Linked DNA regions of Homo sapiens: region 2 is linked to region 1. Evidence: chromatin loops called from intact Hi-C (ENCODE). Cell type or tissue: B cell. All regions are shown on one strand.

The links. Peaks named below come from ENCODE experiments on the same cell type or tissue, not always from the same donor. Only the 100,000 strongest peaks of a DNase experiment are listed, where the experiment ranks them.
Region 2: a loop joins it to region 1, with 2.8 times the contacts of the local background. A loop is called at or near these places in 12 of 110 quality-filtered maps.

Annotation. Positions count from the first base shown.
Region 1 is chr14:60,323,452-60,325,951 of GRCh38, forward strand. LINC02322 (long intergenic non-protein coding RNA 2322) reads left to right here. Exons shown (of 2, transcript NR_146481.1): 2 at 160-456. Among named protein-coding and RNA genes, the nearest start is that of LINC02322, 1.5 kb to the left of the region's middle. In B cell, a CTCF peak has its summit at 1,544; no DNase peak of the experiment used is centred here.
Region 2 is chr14:60,271,521-60,274,020 of GRCh38, forward strand. All of the region lies in intron 1 of PPM1A (protein phosphatase, Mg2+/Mn2+ dependent 1A), which reads left to right. Among named protein-coding and RNA genes, the nearest start is that of PPM1A, 24 kb to the left of the region's middle. In B cell, no CTCF peak of the experiment used is centred here; no DNase peak of the experiment used is centred here.

The DNA.
Region 1 (2,500 bases):
CTGAGTGTCCTTCGCCTCAGCATTTCCCCTGAGGTTGGTTCTGCACACCTTCATCTTTGTCTCAGCACAGGCCCTGGGCGGCAATGCCTTTTTGTGTTTTTTATGTATAAAGCTATTTGTTACAGTGTTGACTCAAAGCTGATACATTTCTGTTCTCAGGCAAACTGCGGTTTAGGTTGCTGCCTTGGCAGTCCTGGCTGTCCTCACGGAAGAGCATGTGAACCACGGACCTGGCTGTCTTTTTCATTGGGTTGGCTCTGCGGTGCAGGCTGGCAGATGAGCATGTGATGAGCCCGCCCTTGCTGGCCGTGCAATTCGGCTCCTGTCATGCTCTTGGCCATTGAATCGGCCTAATGCAGCCCCTCAGCAGCCAGCCTGGTGTTCCCTGGGGCTGAGGATCTAATGTCAGCAGGGCATGATTCGATTCACATTAAAGATGGATATTAAGTCTTTTTACTCGGGGTCTTGTCAAGAAAAACAAATCTGCCTGCTATCAAAGGCATAGAAAATGCCCCTTACCATGACAGCAGTTAACTATGTTCACTGATATCAAAGAGACTGTCTGTCCCCAAGCCTTGGAGGCAGTTTTGTCAAGGTCAATTCGGCTGATCTTTTTCAACGATAACCCAAAGAGGATTAAGTTAACATCTGACCTTTAAAGAGCTTTATTGTTGGGGAACCAAGCTAATTAAAAAATTAAAAGACTGCTTTTGAAAAATATTTAGACCAAACACTAAGGAAAACATGAACACACTGCTTATAGCAGCAGGAATATTGACAGAAAATCCCCAATGGCAAACTAGCTTTGTTATCACACTGTTGAGCTTAATGTGGGGACTCTGGAATCAAACGAATGGGTTCCAATCCTGGCTCTGCCACTTTCTAGTTTCTAGAAAGTGTTTCTAGAAACACTAGTTTCTAGTTTAGTTTCAAAGTAGGGCAAGTGTCTTGCCTTCTCTGAGCTCTGTTGTCTTATTTGTAAAATCGGGATAATAATAGTAATTATCTATAAGATTATTGCAAGGATTAAATGAGATAGTACATGTAAAGCCTTTTCATTTAGGCTAACTATAAATATTACTGTGGACATTTTCAAGTTTAAACATTTTTAAATTTTGCTTTACCGACTTGTGCCATCATGTTGACAGCTGAATGGAATCTCTTGACAAAGTGGCTGGTTCTCACTATCTCCAGAATTCAGAGAAACATCTAGGTTCTGAGCTGGCTCAGCTTTGGACCAAATGTTACTAGCATAGATATAGCAGCTCTTACACCCCAGCTGCCACTGCACTTGATCATCTGCCCCATTACACATATGACAACTCTGTTTACTACTAAAGCTATCTTGAAGAAATGGAATTGTGAGAATAGGGATGGTAATGTTGTCCAGAAAAAGTTCTCTCTTTTAAGTTCTCCTATAAATACTTTCCAATTCAAGGAGATACTGTTCATTGTTAAATGTTTTCATCCAAAGCAGTGTTCCTCACCCTGGCTTCCGGTTTGCTTTTTCTTTTTCTTTTCTTTTCTCTCTTTTCTTTTCTTCTGTCTCTTTTCTTTTCTGTCCTTTCTTTCTTTTTTCTTTTCTTTTCCTTTCTTTCTTTCTTTTATTCTTTCTTTCCTTCTTTCTTTCTTTTTTCTTTCTTCCTGCCTTCCTGCCTGCCTTCTTTCCTTCCTTCCTTTCCTTCTTTTCTTTTCTTTTTTGACAGCATCTAACTCTGTTACCCAGGCTGGAGCGCAGTGGTGCATAGCTCACTGCAGCTGCAGTCTCAAACTGCTGGGCTCAAGTGATCCTCCTGGCTCAGCCTCCCAAGTAGCTGGGACTACAGGTGCACACCACCACACCTGGCTAATTTAAACTTTTTTTTTTTTTTTTTTTTAAAGACATGAGGTCTTGCTATGATTCCCAGGCTGGTCTCAAATGCCTGTCCTCAAGAATCCTCCCACTTTGGCCTCCCAAAGTGCTGAGATTATAAGCATGAGCCACTGCACCCGCACTTGGCTTGGTTTTCTTTTCATTGGCTTATGTGGTGGTTGGAGTTATCTCTTTTGCATGTTGACAGGTGTCATAAAGCCATAGGAGACTTTGAGATGGCCTGAAAATAAGATCATGGATTTTTCCTGGCAGAGAGTTTAGTTTACTTTCAAACCCCGCTAGCCTTTGCTACTCAAAGCCTGGTTCATAAAACCAGGGCTTTGACTTCACTTAGATGCTTCTTAGAATTGCAGAATCTCTTGCCCCACAGTCTTGCTCTCTCAGGCTGGAGTACAGTAGCACAATCTCAGCTCACTGCAACTTCCACCTCCTGAATTCAGGTGATTCTGGTGTCTCAGCCTCCCAAGTAGCTGGGATTATAGGCATGCACCATCATACCCAGCTACTTTTTGTATTTTTAGTAGAGACAGGTTTTTGCCATGTTGTCCAGGCTGATCTCAGACTCCTGGCCTCAAGTGATCTGCCCATCTTGGCCTCCCAGAATGCTTGGATTACAGGTGTGAGCCA
Region 2 (2,500 bases), 52 kb before region 1:
TTTACCGAATGATGCAAACTCTGATGCCATGGTGGAAAAGTATATGAATTGAATTGGATGTGGTCAATAAGGATTGCTAGGGACTCGAGAATGCATGTTGTTCTAGGGAGAGGAAATACGTGAAGGTCAAATTCAGGTTATCAGGTTATCAGTTTGTAACCTAGTTTGTAGCTGCTTTTTTCTTTTCATTTCTTACAAGCTGGTCTTGCTGTAGTAAAATAATTTTGTGTGTCTCTTATAATCTTGATATTGAGAATAAGAGGTTTTTTTTTTAATGGGAATTCCATCCACATGATTTTAAAGTATTACTTTACTAATGATATTTACCTAGGTATTCCTAGAACTTTAGTCTTCTCATGTAACATTTTATACATTTCTCAGAACAAGGTAATTGACAAATAATCAAGGTTGCTTATTTATTGATGAGGAAAGTTAGACATTAAGCCAAAGGACTTGTCCAGTATCGCATATTGGATAGACCTATAATTTTTAACTTTAATCTTGTGGTGACAGGTATTTCCATTTTTTTTTTTTTTTGATGTTTCATATGTGCTTTGATGTTGATGTGTCATGTGACATGAAGTGTCTCCCTATTGTTGGATAATTGGGCAAGTCTAAGTTCTTTTTACTTTATATTCCTGATTTTGTTTTTCTAGATGTGTTATTTTTACAGATTCAGGTTACTTCTTTTTTTAAATCATGTTATTAGAGTTAAACTAATGAAAAATCATATAGAGATGAACTTGGTTTTGAAATATAATGAGTAGATACTTGCTTGGCTGGAATTTTTTCTCACAAGTTTTTTATAAAGATGGTATGAGTGTATACTTTGTATCCAGGAATGTGTGTACACTAGGGGGAGTGTTGGGGGGATGAGGGTGGAAGACATTTTAAGACACACAGGAGGCTGGTGTGGTGGCTCATGCCTGTAATTTCAGCACTTTGAGAGGCCAAGGCAGGGGAATCACTTGAGGTCAGGAGTTTGAGACCAGCGTAGCCAACATGATGAATCCCCATCTCTACTAAAAATAACAAAAAATTAACTGGGCGTGGTGGCACATGCCTGTAATCCCAGGTACTTGGGAGGCTGAGGCACAGAATCACTTGAAGCCGGGAGCCAAGATCATGCCGCCACATCCCAGCCTGGGCGACAGAGTGAGACTCTGTCTCAAAAAAAAAAAAAAAAAAAAAAAAAGACACAGAAGACCCTAAGTGTACACTCAGATGCTCTTTATATCCATATCCATTATCAGTTTGGTGATACGTTATTCTAGTTTCATGAACCTTTACTCTTAGAACTTGGTTTATTCTCTAATATCTTTTGGATTCAGTTTTGCAGTTGAGATGGCTAATATCAATTTGATACTCTTTCCTTTTATGATTGCTCATGTTTTTGTCTAGAACCTTGCATTATAGTATTTTTTTTTCTTTTCCTTGCATTTCTATAGTTGTGAACAACTAGGAGTGGGTTTTTAGCAATTAATTCAGTGAGCTTGTTAATTTTGAAAAGGCTTCAACTGAGGAACACTTTCTTCTCATTTCTTTGATGATAGCTTCTCTGTTTCTCCTTCAGAAAGTCTTGTTTTTTATATGCATATTTACTTTTTGGGTGCACTCTCCTTGTTAATGAGTTATTTGCATCTGATTTTGAGTTTATTCAGCAAATATTTATTAATGATTTACTGTATACTCTGTGCTTGGGGAGTTGACCTAGGGAACTCAAAGGAGGCTCCTTTGAAGAATTGATGCTTGAGCTGAGATCTCAGGAATGAGTAGGAATTATCTAAGACATGAGAGAACAGCTGTTAAGGTAGGGAAAGTAGCATTTGTTTATATATTTGGAGGAAGGAAGTATGATGAGTACTAGGTACTGTAAGAAAACCCTTGTGGTTGGAGTAGAGAATGTAGGAGAAGGGACAGTATGAAGTGAGATGCGGCTAGAGAAGGTACGTAGGGGCTTGACTTCCCAGGGCCTTCATGTGAGCCATATTAAGCAGTTATTTATCCACCTCCTACCCCCAGCAGTGGAAAGCCATTGAGAAACTTTTAGTACAGAAGTGATATGGTGAAATTTGTATTTTGAAAGATTTACTTAGGCTGCAGTTTGGAGAATGAATTAGAGGGATGCCAGGATCCACGTGAAGAGACTAAAGACGCTAGTATTCTGCAGTGAGAATGATGGTAACTTGAGACCAGGGCATTGGTAGAAAAAAGTGGACAGATTTGAGAATGCTTAGGAAGCATATAACCCATGGGATTTGATGATGGACTGATGGGAGATGAGGTAGAGAGAGGTATCAAAGATATCCTTAGTTTCTGTTTCTTTTTCTGAGTTGGGGTCTTGCTATATTGCCTAGGCTGGTCTTGAACTCCTGGATTCAAGCAATCTTACCGCCCCAGCCTCCAAGCAGTTGGGACTACAAGTATGCAACACCGCACCCAGTGAATGTTCTTGGTTTGTATTCACCTTGGTGGGTGATGGTGCCATTCACTGGTAAAA